Linked DNA regions of Homo sapiens: region 1 is linked to region 2. Evidence: chromatin contacts called from ENCODE Hi-C data. All regions are on one chromosome and are shown on one strand. The core of a region is the stretch at or near the end of the contact, and the rest is flanking DNA. Distances in the headings are between cores, read along the strand shown. Region 1 overlaps AFF1 (ALF transcription elongation factor 1). Region 2 overlaps ARHGAP24 (Rho GTPase activating protein 24).

Evidence for each region. Hi-C counts contacts between places; a loop is a spot of excess contacts on that map. Pooled maps may share reads with other maps.
Region 1: a pooled map shows a loop between it and region 2 (6-fold over the local background). The contact joins two enhancer-like sites. A Hi-C loop is called at or near these places in 2 of 37 single-sample maps with no recorded cell type and 3 of 50 pooled maps.

The regions. Positions count from the first base shown.
Region 1 is chr4:87,024,656-87,031,620 of GRCh38, reverse strand. All of the region lies in intron 2 of AFF1 (ALF transcription elongation factor 1), which reads right to left. Among named protein-coding and RNA genes, the nearest start is that of AFF1, 93 kb to the right of the region's middle. Within about 2 kb of position 2,045, at least 10 of the 41 ENCODE cell types and tissues checked have a DNase peak (open chromatin) inside an H3K27ac peak, as active enhancers do.
Region 2 is chr4:85,780,929-85,788,307 of GRCh38, reverse strand. All of the region lies in intron 3 of ARHGAP24 (Rho GTPase activating protein 24), which reads right to left. Among named protein-coding and RNA genes, the nearest start is that of MIR4451, 62 kb to the right of the region's middle. Within about 2 kb of position 4,652, at least 3 of the 41 ENCODE cell types and tissues checked have a DNase peak (open chromatin) inside an H3K27ac peak, as active enhancers do.

The sequences.
Region 1 (6,965 bases), core at 796-3,295, 1.2 Mb before region 2:
ATCTATGGCTTTCTGTACTTCAAGGTTGTAAGCCTCACAGAATGAGAACAGAAAAGCCCCTGATTTCCAGTAAACATTGACTTCCTCTTATGTGCTAGACCTAGGGATAAAAAGGTGAGGGATTCCACAATTTAGCGAGATACACAAATGAAGGAGGAGGAACAAAAGAAAAAAAAAAAAACATATGCTAAGAGTGATAGTAGAGGTTGATTACAAGTGCTAAAGGACTAAGGAGAAAAACAGGAACTCTAAATGGAGGAGCCTGGGGTGATTTAATTAATTAAGAACAGGGACATCTGAGCTGAATCTTGAATGATGAGCAGAAGTTTCCAAGAGAGAAAGAGGCCTCCGCCCCAAGACAGCACTTAAGTTTGTAGGGGAGTGATCATTCACCATAGGGTGTTTGCATCCGTCTTACTCCACTCAGATTTCTCACAGGATGGGTCCGAAAGCATGCCTGATACTCTGTGGGGACGATAACGTCTTGCAGCCACCCACTCCACTGGTCTGGAGTGCCTCAATTATCTTTCAGAGCCTGCAATACCCTCCTACCCCCACCCCAGACAACGGCCTGTGGGCTTTCCTCAGCCTGAAACAACGATCTCAAATTACTGTGCACGTGGAAAACTGTCAGTTTTCGGGAAATGAACCGAGTGTGGATGTGGGAGTTTAGAATGCAAATGCACTCAACTGGGGCCTCAGATGATCACACAAACAAAACCGATCACCATTCCCAGACCCCTTTTGCTCCTCATTGCCCAAAAGAGGCTCAATCTTGGGAATGCGAGTCACTCAGCACTGGGTCTGCACAGAGTACCAGGACGCTGGTTACACAGAGCTTTGCTGTGAAGTCTGGCCTAACCTCCTAATTCAAATGATTTTACACTGTTTTCAAGACTTCCACATATCATTCTGTTTGCTGAGCCAACATTAACAATGTGAAATGGAACGGGGAAGAAAAAAAAAAAAGCTCAGTGTAAGTTTTAAACGAATATTTAGTTGCATACTCCCACCCCCAAACTGTTCGCTTATTTCCTGACATGCTTAGACCAGTGTTTCAGACTTGTAAGTAAAATTAAAGAAGGGTAAGACTGCCAGCGGCAAAGGGGGGAGAATTTTTTTAACCATTCATATTTAACACTGGCCAATCTTTAAATTTCAACTTTAAAATGTTCCTTAAAGTTAGCAAGAAATAAAAGGATGGGCTAGTCCAGGGATTGGCAAACTATGGCTCATGGGCCAAATCTGGACCAGCTACCTATTTTTGTAAATAAAGATTCATTGGAACATAGTGATCCTCATCTGCTTACGTATTGTTTATGGATGCTTTGGTCCCACCACAGCAGAGCTAAGTAGGTGCAACATAAACCGCGTGGGCTGCAAAGCCTAAAATATTTACCATCTGGTCCTTCACAGAAAAGGTTTGTTGACCCCTGGACTAGTCCCTAAATTAGTAAGAAACACAAGGGGTGATTTTTTTTTTTTTAAGTTCATTTAAAGCCTAAAGGAATAGAGACTGCTTCTGAAATAACTTCTTGTAAAATATACAGTCTTTCAGTGACAGCAATTTCTCCTTATCTGCCTTCTTGACTTCAGGGAAAAGATTAAAATCTCCATTCTTATCTCTAATTATCTCATTTAAATGTCTTTCCCCCTTATTCCAAAAGATTAGCAAAATGTGATGTGTGATGGAAAGTGTGCCAAGCAGGCAGCCTCCATTCACTGTACAATGTCACCCAACATCTTCAGGACTCTTCCCCATCTCCAAAGCTTGACCTTTTCACAATGCCTCCAAGGTGTTGTGAAGTGTGTGTTGATGGAAGTGTGGGAAACCCATGAGGTATGAAACCACTCCAGTCACTGTTCTGGCTGCATCTTAAAGTGAATAACGGACTTAACACTACAATTCTTTATAATTTGAGGATAAAATAAATGGAAATGACAGGATATACGGGACACAGCACAGCAAAAGGAAACACTAGGAGACACTCTGGGAGTAAGAACTCCCAAGGCACAGGGAGTCCATCCAACTTCCCTGTGCTATCTATTCCAGCAGGCGGGTGTGGTTTTTGGAAAATATGAAGAATTAAGCCAGTGGCTGCTATTAAAGGTCAGAACTTAATGTTCCTCAAATGTCCTGATTCTTCAAAAGTCTGGTGGGAGAATGCACTGCTGGATCTGAATACCTTTACGTACATAAAAAGACATCTGTCAGGCTGACAGTGTAAGGAGGAAACAGGTTGACAGTCTTCATAACGTTAAACCTCTGTCTTCAAATGGAGGTAGAGTGAACCTCTTACATATTCTTATCACCTATTCCTTCCCATTTAAAACCTCTATGCCCCACCTGCACTCAGGGAGACCTTGTTTCCCCTTATAACTCTAGCCTAATCACAGATTCCCAACTATTCTCTTACAATAAAGTAGCTCAGAAACGGCCACAATATTTATATCAAAGTTTACCAAATGCTAGAGGATAACAGAATAAAAAGAAACAGGTAACAGGCATCCAGGTATCTGACAAATTACAACCTGCCCGATTTCAGTCTGGGGCCCCTGGTTATTTACAGACCCACCATTAATTTACCTGGGAGGACACTCACTCACCCCCAGATTTCTCTCATTGTGGCCAAAAGGAAGCCTTTGAGAGCCCTGGCCATGAAATAAAAGACCCCACCTGTGTAGGATGACAGACATCAACTAAGGGCACCTCCTTTGGGGACAATCCGCCTGCCTTCCCACAACTTCAAAAGCATAACACTGGAAGAACACAATCCAATAGTCCTAGCATTTCTCTAATAAATGCACTCCTAGAGTGGCAGGGAATGATTTAGTAATAGTTATATTCTGTCACATGCATTTTACTGTTACCCAAAAATGGGGAGGTCTTAAATGGACATGAGTCTCCACTTTCCTTCAGTGTGAGAAGGGCTGGTTCTAAAAAATTTATCTTTAATTCTCAGCAAGAGACAACCTAGGTGAAGAAAAACGTACCTTAATCCAAGAGCTTTGGTCTGAGACCTCAAGGAATTTAAATAATCTCTACAAAATGAGGTATTATCAAGCACACACAACTCATCCAACAGGTTTTAAAAAATTGAAATGACACCCTGAGAGGAAGAAAAATAAAACAGGTTACGTGTTTGTTTACTCTTCTTCTAATCATCTTCCCAGATACACACCAAAAAATAACCTTAAGAATAGTTCCAAATCTTACTAGGGGTATGAGTTACACAGATGCATGCACTGTCAAAATGGGCCAGTACACTTAAAATTTGTGCCTTTCACTGCATTTTATACCAAAAGAAAAAAAAACGTAAAAAAAAATACTGAACTTTAATGATATACAAGCTATTTACGGGACAGTATACTCTCCCACAACTTATATAAGAAGTATAAAAATACATTAATGGATGGACACAGCAACAAAGAGATGAATATATGGTAATGCAAGTAAAATAAAATGTTAATACAGACTGGGTATCCCTTTATCTGAAATGCTTGGGACCTTAAGTGTTTTGGGTTTCAATTTTTTTTCTTTTTTTTGGATTTTGGAACACTGGCATTTAGCACTACTAATCTTAAAATCTGAAAAATAAAATGCTCCAATAAGCACTTCCTTAGAGTGTCATGTCATCACTCAAAAAGTTTCAGATTTTGTAGCCAGGCCTGGTGGTGCACGCCTGTAATCCCACCTACTTGGGAGGCTGAGGCAGGAGAATCACTTGAACCCCAGGAGGCAGAGGTTGCAATGGGCCACTGCATTGATCACACCACTGCACTCCAGTCTGGGCGACAGTGAGACTCACCTCAAAAAAAAAAAAAAAAAAAAAAAACCCAACAGCAACAACAACAAAAAGTTTCAGATTTTGGAATGTTTAGGATTTTGAATTAGGACTATTTAATATGTACTTATAATCTGAGAATAAGGCTTTTTACTGTGAAATTCATTAAACTTTTCTGAATGTTTGAAAATGTTCATAATGTTAGAAAAAATAACCACAAGAATAAACTATTAAATTTGGTCAAAACACTGTGGTAGGATCGTTGTGTGCCCCACATTTTTCCAACAGACTCTCCTCTCTCCTCTAGGGTATTTACAGGCTTCTGGTTAAATCTCAGATTTTAGCAGAAAGGAGTAATTTGGAAGCACAAATTTATCTATGAAATATTATAGCAAATCTTTGGAAGGAAAGGAACTCAAGAGTGGTCCTAAACTTGTGAGACACATGATTTCATCAGCTGTCAGCAGAACTGAAATAGCAGAAGTGTGCATGTTACATGTGTATCCGTGCATGCACGCCAAGCAAAACTAGAGCACTTACCTAACACCTTCAAATCTTTCTCTGGCTTCTGCTTTTTGCTCTACTGGGAAACTACAAGCAATCTAGTAGAGACACATGCATACATTTGTAGAAGTAAGTTTCAGATTCCCACCTGGGAAGTTTTCAGGGTAATCTCCTTAGCAGCCACTGTGAAGGCTTAATTCACCTTCCCTCATTTCCTCCCCCAGTATTCATTCTTTAAAATATACTTTTCTCTACTTGGGAATTAGGCTGTTTGTAAAGTTTCAGAAAGTTAATCTTCTCTGGTTCTTGTCCTATTTCTTCCTGTACTGATTTAGGGCCTATAAAGAAACCACCGGAATCACATTTCCTTCTTCATATTTCAAAGTGTTTTTCCTGCAAGTGCTTCCCCACAAAATTACCAAGCCAGAAAGCCTTGAGCTTTTAGGAAGGATTGAGTCTATGGTTCTATTTCATCTAGTTTGAGTTACATCTGGTATATAAAATACGAGAGAACCAGATTTTAGAAAAGCATTTTACATAAGTAAATCTGTAATACAATAGGTATTACCTTATATGTACCAATCTCCCTTCGCCCATTATTTCTCCTCTGAGCTAGTTCTAAATGCTGCTGCAATAAACCTCCTCCCTGCAGACATGCTGAGGAACCATGTCATTCGAAATTCTTTCCTTGCTCTTTTAGAAGTCTGGCCTCAGTTCCCTACTAACGGGCCCTCCTCACCTCCAACTTCCCTACCACTTCCTACTACAGAGCAACTGGATGGCCACTCAAGGTCCCCACACAGAGACTGCTGTTTGTCAGTCTCCTGCCACGACTTTGTTGAAACTGAAGGAGGCAGAGAGGAGGCTCAGCAACATGCCACACGATGGAACATTTTGGTTACCATCACAGTAAACGAGTACAGGGAATGGTCTCAGCAGGGCATGGTGGCTCACACCTGTAATCCCAGCAATTTGGGAGGCCGAGGCAGGAGGATCGCTTGAAGTCAAGGGTTCAAAGACCAGCCTGGCCAACATGGCAAAACCCCATCTCTACTAAAAGTACAAAAATTAGCTGGGTGTGCATGGCAAATTTTTAATTTTATTTATTTACCTATTTATTTATTTTGAGACAGAGTTTCACTCTTGTTGCCCAGGCTGGAGTGCAATGGCATGGTGTCAGCTCACTGCAACCTCCACCTCCCGGGTTCAAGCAATTCTCCTGCCTCAGCCTTACAGGCATGCACCACCACGCAAAAAAAAAAAAAAAAAAGCATGGTCTCTGGAGTTAGTGAAGGATTCAGACCTAGGCTCTGCCACTTCCTAACTGTGGTTCTTTGGGTAAATCATTTACTCACTAAACATGGTGGTGAGGGGTAGAGTAAGGCTGTGTAACCCACAGAGCACCCAGGAGTGTCTTGCACATACTGTGTCCTAAGCAAATACAGGTCAAGTAACTGACACCTGGGGCCAGCATGATTTAGGGTCTGATGACAATGTACAGACGCTCTCGGAAACACAAACATCCCCATGCATAGGAACTAGGCGAAACCTGCAGAGCGAGAGTTCTCCACTATTGACACTTGGGGCCAGGTAATTCTTAGGGTGGGGCTGTCCTGTGTATTGCAGGACGTTAGCAGCATCCCTAGCCTCTATCTGAGATGATGGTAGCACACCCCCCTCCCAGGCGTGACAGCCATATCTGTCTCCAGACATTGCCAAATATCCCCGGGATAGGGAAGGGTAAAATCTCCTCCCCTGTGGAGAACCACCCCTGTAGAGAATGAGAAATATTCCCAAAGTCACTGTGTTACTTCTCTACTGGGATAGCAGCCACCACAATAATGCAGGACGGAAGGAACTGACATGGGAAATCTTTGCCAATGGCTACATTTATGACCGGCACGTCTGAGATGCTGTCACTGCCAGGTACAGCCAACAGGACAAGCCATACACTCTCTAAGCCTTAGTTTCGTCCTCTCTAAAATAGAGATGAGAATTGTACCAAAAAGTTTTGGGCTGTTGTAATAATTACATTAACTAATGCAGACATAGTGCTGAGCCCAGTGCCTAGTGTTCAATAACTGTGAGTCATTATTAATGAATATACACAGCTGGAGTCCAAGTGCTGGCAAAGGAGCACAGGCTTTGGTGCCCCTTCCTGCATTCTGCCTATGCCTCTCCCATTACATCCCTTTCCTCCCTAAAAAGGGAGATAACTCAATACTAAACACAATAGATGGTCACTAGAGCTGGCAGCCTATGGAGCAGGATAAGAGAACCTTGTGAAAAAAGGGGATCCCAAGGATGGCATAAAATGTGGTATCTCACAGCAGAGGTGAAGGGATGCATGCATTTCACACTAAAAATGAAGGGGTGGAAAAATGTTTTATTCTAAACATCAGTTTTTTCTAAAGAAGCAGGATAGGGATCAGGATCGGGGCTGGGCGCAGTGGCTCACGCCTGTGATCCCAACACTTTGGGAGGCCGAGGCGGGTGGATCACTTGAGTCCAGGAGCTTGAGACCAGCCTGGCCAACATGGTGAAACTCCATCTCTACTAAAAAATAAATAAATAAATTAGCCAGGCGTGGTGGTGGGCACCTGTAATCCCAGCCTCAGGAGGCTGAGGCAGGAGAATTGCTTGAACCCAGGAGGCAGAGGTTGCAGTGAACAGATA
Region 2 (7,379 bases), core at 3,403-5,902:
GACATAACTTCCTTATTTTTTTATATTGCCAGGTGGCTGAAACTTAATTTTGATTAACTTACTTTCTTTATATCATCTGATGTCAGGAACAGAGAGAGTTACATGTCCTGGGTGGGGATGAGGGGGAATCTGGTCTGTGGTCATCATCTCCTGCGCACATAGGCATCTCTGATATACTGGCTTCCTCATCCCTGTGTGTTCCTAGGCTTAAGTCCACAGACCCTGTGGCTACGTTTGGGCTTCTCTGGATTTGTCTCTCTCACCACTCCTTCTCTTCCTTTCTTGGCTGCATTTAGGGCATGGGGTTAACCTGGGAGGCTGTTTTGGACACATCTTCTTAGACACCCATTTCTAATGACCTGGCACTATGCAGGGCACTAAAAAGTGATTCAAGTTTTGCAGCCTTCATGCACTTTACATGGGAAGTGATCTACAGGTTCCTTTGCTCTTAGATTTTCCCAGTGTGATCTGGGTTTTCAGTTCTGTCCCCCATGTACTCAGCTCAGGGAGTACCCAGCATGGTGTGGCAGAACTTGGAGCACTTAGGATCCTGCCACCCCTCAAGAACCTGATGTCTCTTTGTATCTCCTCTGATTCTGCCTTTGGCTCCATTACCATGAAAATTATTAATATCTGCATTATTTGCTCTTAGTGGTAGGGTAAAGAAATCTGTTTTATTTTGTTGTTGTCATTATAATTTAAAATTTGAACCCTGAGTCCTTATGGAGTTAGATTTTTTTGAAACTCAAAAGCTGTTACAAACAAAAAATCCAAAACACTTTTTTTTGAATTATCCCTTTTCTTAGGCAATATTTGTCACAAAATAAATGGGATTGGAGCAAAGCCAAATGCAAGGAGGTAGACCACGAGCTAACATCTCAAAATATCTCTCAAATGTCAGCATTGAGTCTAAGTCCCCATCATGTGAAGCACAACTGCTGAAACTCCAACAAATGGTGAAGAATCTAAGATAAACAAAGTTGAATGAGTCACCTGAATGGTCATCTGCTTTATTATGAAATCTGAGCAAATAAGAAATGAAATATATGGAGAGCAAAGGCCTGGAATATTTTACCAAAAGGGAAGAAAAGCAAGCTCATATCCTCTTGTTAGTGTCTTTTAACTTTCCAGTCACTTAATTAAATGTCCACTGCGACAGGCCGGGCAATCTGTCAGCACATTCTCACAGAGGATATGTCCACATTTGTAACAAGACCAGAGCAATACTGGACCCCAAAATTTGGGATTTGTGGGTGAAACACTGTGCTCAGACAAATATGTAAGACAAAGCCCCTGCCCTCAAAGAGCTTACAGTCCAGCTGAGCTTGAATGGACTGGTTAGTAAGAAGTCAAAATGTGAAGTGCTGAAAGTCACAGCAAAGTTTTGAAAGAGGAGGGATGAAGTAAAGTGATTCAGAAGTAATGATTCCAGAAAAACAAGAACTGGGAAAACTTCTCTGGGCTGAAAAACCACCTGCATGTGGCAAACCATACAAAGGTGAGAAAGTACAGAAATGCTGAAGCCAGCCATGTATATGAGAAAGTGGGCAGAGTTAGTGACAAGCCTGAGGGGAAGGAAGAAGGGAAGCATTCAACATTTACTCTAATTGGGTTTGTTGTCCCAAACAATTTCCCCCAATATCTCTGTGTGTGTGTGTTCATAAGAGATACAGTACTTCATATTATAAAACTGCCACAATATCATGTTAATACTTTTTGAAATGCATATCTCTGACACAAAGATTTGCTTTACTTCAGAGAATACTGTGGAGCATTGGGAGCTGCACTTTGGGGGCGATTCATAAATATTTTATTATTTTATTTGTTATGTATGCCACTAATTCCCATTTCAAGAGCTACAGAAGTTCAAAGTCAAGAAAACATTGTGTGGAAGGCTTCCCCTACTAAAAAGTAGCTCCTATGAATGAAAGAGGATGGATTTCTAAGATGTTATTCCTGCTGACAGCCAAAGATGAAGAGAGAAAGGAAGAGAAGCCTCAGGTTTATTTCTGCTGCAGGTTTGAGACTTTGCAATGGAATTAATACTCCAAGAAGTTGCCAGTATGGCTGCAGGTTCTTAATGAGGAAACACATTCTAGAGTTGCTATGTGATTATTGATAAGTTCTTAACTTAGTTTGGACAGTTTTGGTCATTAGAGAAATATGTGGGGGTTAATTACGAGATCATTAAGATCCCATCCAACTTCCCAATTGTATGACTTATGCAACTTCCATTTATAAGTAATTAGTTAATTAAGGAAATGAAATAGGCCATAGATGTTAAGAAAAAGCCTAAGTCCTTTTACAGAAATAAAAAAAAAAGGTAGTAGTGGTCTCTGAGAGAAGCATTAGAAGAAACACTAACAACAGCCTTCCAAAAACCCATACTGGGTATAAGAAATGATGGTCACTTTATCTTCCCAAAGTGACAAGGAGGTGTCACTCTGGAAAATTAATTTATGACTCTAGGGTAGCAGTTATAGCAAAATAATATTCCTGGCACATGTCTGAAGACCCTTAGTCATTACTTTGAAGTATTTCCACTTAAATTTGACAACGGCACTGATGGATTCTTAAATTGAAAGAAAGGACAGTATTCTGGCAAATGAGGCAGCCTGGTGTCAAAAAATGTGGGATAGGTTTCTGGCTACTCCAGTTGCTTGTTTTGTGACACTAAGAATAAATAAAGAAAACCACATATAAGCATTGAACAAAGGAAAGTGTTTATTTGCGTTATGTAGTTTGTAATTGTTAAAAAGAAAAAAAATCTGTTTTACTTTTCTTGCTGCTCTTTCTTAAAAAAACAAAACAAAACAAAATAACAACAACAACAACAAAAACAGAACAAGGAGATGATTTTATCTCAAAATAAAATATAATACTCACTTGCCTTTGTTTTACCACCACTTGCAATCGGGCCAAGACCATTGGTATTATCTGAATTTAACTTTACTGTAGACTTCTTCAAAACCCAAATTGAACTCAGAGAATAAAGCAGTCTCTTTAAGATAAATTTGATTCCATTTTTATAATGTCTAGTACAAACAGAACAAAATGTTTTCTTTTGAGTGCTGAATGAACAATATATGGGAAATGCTCAGAGCACTGTGGCTGGCACATAGAAGGTTTTGACATAGGTTATTCATTATTGACACCCTGAAACTGAGTAACACACAGGATGACACACGTGAATGCACCAAAGCTGGACCTCAAATTCTGAAATTCAACTTTACAGCCTCTGCTTCTGTCCATCTGCTAAGGACTCATTGAAAAGTTGGGGGGTATAATTATATCTATCTATATTTATGTGTCTATATCTAGATAGGAAAGCAGATAGAGAGATAGAGAGATAGATAGATAGATAGATAGATAGATAGATAGATAGATAGATAGATAGATAGAGATATATAATCATCTTCAAATTGCCAAATGTATAGAGGATAGACTGTAGTAGAAAAGGATTGGGGCGGGGACAGTAGGCTAACAAGAGGGAATTAAATTCTGAGCAAGAATGTGGCCATGGAAATAAAAAGGAAAAATGCCAAGGAAATGGTTGCTAAAATTCTAATTGGCACCTGGTTGTATAAAAAGTGATGGAGGAGATGAAAGATGGAAGGCTAGTTTGACTGAGGGAAAGACATGGAGTTTGAAGCACTGGAATACCATAGACAGCATTGAATAGGAGGCCCTGACCAGCAGGGCAACTGTCTGAGGTTGTGCAGGCTGAGCAGGGGCTGAAATCCAGCTCAGTTTGCTGCCAAGCTGAAGATCCTGATGCGAGCATTGTGCATCTGGAGGAAGGGGACGTTTGTTACAACTCGCACAAAGGGTGGAAGAGGCTTTGCTGATCAGATATCCACATTGAGCTTTAAGATGAAGCCATAGGCCTATATGAAATTTTCCAAGGAAGAAAGACTAAGAGAGAAAACAAAATAAACACAGACACTGAAACCAAGAAGGTGGGAAGAAAACAGGAGCCCTCTAACAAGAGGGAAGAAAAAAAAAAGCCTAGGAGAGGGGCAGAGCCATAGGCTATGCACTAGATCTCTACAAGATCTCTAATATCAAAAGACAGAACTATTTCAAGAAGAGCATGAGGGTAAACAGTATAGATGGCAGAAAGAACAGAAGGTGAAGACAGAGATAAAAAGCTGTTGAATTTAACTGTTAATTCAGCCATCATGAGCAACCTCTGAGAGGTCATTTCAATATTGTGGTAGAAATAATGCCAAAGTGCAAAGGGCAATCAACTCAGAGGGAGGCAAGGGAGAAGAAACAAAAAATATAAATTTTTCTTGGCACCAGGAAAAAAGAACATGGTTGAAAAGGCTGAAGATTTGTTTGTTTGTTTCATGTAGAAGAGGCCTGAACATCGTTGTGCAGTGAGGAAAAGCAAAGGTGCAAGTAAAAGGACATAATTTATGAAGCAAGTCCCGGTTCCATCTTCATAAATATTTTGTTTAAAAGTTCCATAAACACCAGTGGCCCAGGAAATGCTTTAGCAAATACTCATTAACAAAATGACAGCTATTTAAAAATGTTCCCATAGCTATCATATGTTTATCACTCCTTGAGAATAAAGTCTGGCATGGAATCGTGACTGTTTTCTTTAGTATGAGAACCCTTCCACTCCCTGGGGATTTTCAGAGAATGGGGTACATGATTGACCTCTTACTCAGACAGAAGGAAATTATGCTTTCACTTCCTGCCCCCTTATGTATTTGTCACTCAGTCATTACTTCTGGCTAGATACAGATATTAGACTGAAAGCTTGGAAGCCAAGGTTCTAGATCAGTGATATTTCAGGACTAGTTCTCCTACTCTTAAAAAAAAAAAAGTGATCAGGACTCACTAATTTCCAAGTCATTTCAGTTCTGAAATAATCAAATGAGCAAAGTCATATGTAAAAGAATGCTTATCCTAATTTTATTCACAGCAGAAGTCACTGAAACAATGTAGGTCCCCAACAATAGGAGCCATGTTCTATTATGTACAGTATAACCATAGAATGGAAGAATACACAACAGTAAAATTTTTTTTCAAAGTGTTCTGATTGATATAAAACAAATAATTTCCACAATACCTACAGCAAAAGAAACAAAACCAAAAAAGAAAAGGAGGGGGGTTATAGAATAACACTTGAGACCTTCTTGTCCTCCAATTCCACTTTCTGAATTATTATTGACTGTAGATACCCGATGCTTTTTCTTCTGGCAATTTACAGTTCCAAATTACTGTTTGCTAACAGTAATTTCAGAATTTATTAAATGGCTTTGCTTAATGAACTGTTCATGTTTTAGCATGATTCAGCAGTATACTAAGTAACAAATACTCCAATAATCAAATATGAAATAAAACATAGCAGTTTTAACATCATTTTATTTGTCGATGTCTTTTTAAATTAAGGTTTGAAAGTAATAGTCATTCAACAAACATTTATTTCATGATTAAGATGTATTAATACAAAAAGAACCTTGGATTCATATTACCTCTTCAACTGTCCAGAAGCTCCAATTTAATATGTTAAACAAAGGCCAATATGTAGGAACATACTTGAGTCAGTTTGAGTATCTTTTTTCCCTGGGAGATTGTAATTGAAAATGAACTAAATGTGGATTTTTCAAAGAACAAAGCATTTATCTCTTTCTCTGTTCAACAACTTCAGAAATCTCAATATCTTCTCTTCCCTGAACACAATCAAAAGCACTAAGCTTGACAGTTCCTTGGGAAACATAAATCTTGCTCACTGAATTCTAGTTTATAAGGGGCTGAATTCTGAGGCTTCTGGAGAATTCTCATAAGGTTGTACTAAGAAGCACCCTTATAAGGTGTTATCAGTGAATGCTAACATGCATTAATTCATTTAAATGGTTGTTTCCTTTTCCAGGTTTGAAAAGTATCTTTCTAAATCGAAGTCTTCCTAAGCGTGTATTCAAAATGACACTGACATTTCAGGAATTTTAAATTTAGGTCTTATGGTACAAAAGTTCTAAATTTAAAATACATATTCTTTAGTATGTCGAATTTCCTATTTAGGTATGAACACGAAAATTAAATTTCGATTAAAATGAAAGAGGAGTCAAGTGAGGAAAAGCTTTACTGAATTGACTTAACATAGCATATTTTCAGTTTAAAACAGCGGTGTTTCAATTGGAATAACATTTCATTTTAAAATAAGTCATGCCACCTAACTGAAGGTAGGAAGCAAAAATAAGCACAATTTCTAGACAATTGTTTTTTTTTTCTTTTTTTTTTCTTTTTTTTTTTTTTTGAGATAGAATCTCACTCTGTTGCCCATATTGGAGTGCAGTGGTGTGATCTCGGCTCACTGAAACCTCCGCCTACCAGGTTGCAGTGATGCTCCTACCTCAGCCTCCCGGGTAGCTGGGATTACAGACATGCGCCACCGTGCCTGGCTAATTTTTTTATTTTTTGTAGTAGAGATGGGGTTTCACCATGTTGGCCAGGCTGCCCTCGAACTCCTGACCTCAAGTGATTCGTCCGCCTTGGCCTCCCAAAGTGCTGGGATTACAGGTGTGAATCACCATGCCTGGCCTAGAGAATTGTTTTAGACAAAGTTAACAAACATATGCATATCCCAAATTCATTATTGCAGACAAAAGCCAGTCTCTAATTCATTGTTTCAAACAGAAAAGTTTGTCATATACACCATCTGATGCTTTAACACTTAGGAAAAATTTCTACAGTGACTAGGTGAAACTTGTATTTTTTTAAAAATTAAAGAAAAATGAGCTTCTAATACAAAAGTCTTCACAATGTGATTCCAAATAAAGTTAAATGATCAAGTATTTAGCCAAGGAATCTAATTAAAGTTGAAACATAGAATTGCCCTGGACTCAGCTTATAGCTTAATAAATGTATGTAATATATCCAGTTTTTTTCTTTTGTAGAGTGAGATTAATAAAAGTGACTACTATCATTTTCAAGATCTTTGAGAAATCAGTGATTCGTTTTGCTCTAAAATGCACAATATAAAAATATTAGAAGAAAACACATATTGTCATATATTGTGCTACTAATTCATTGTACATGGTTTATAAAATTGCTTTGTAGTGTTTTTCAGCTTAAAAGAACTTGTAAGTTAGAAAGCCATTCAAGAAATCAGAAAAATCACTGAGAAAATAAATCTTGCCTTATTCATTGTTTTCTTAAGCATAATCTCCACACAGAAGAATTGAATAAACCAGAAAATGAATATTTTTTTCCTTTTCTCTCTTTCCTACAAAGCATTATTATGCTGTTTCCCAGCTAGACATGCATGTGAACAGCGTGATTGTGAATGGGACTAAAATAAAACACTTAGTGCTTGATTAATATTAGGTATGCCTCTTGGGATTTGTTTAGTCACTGATTCCTTG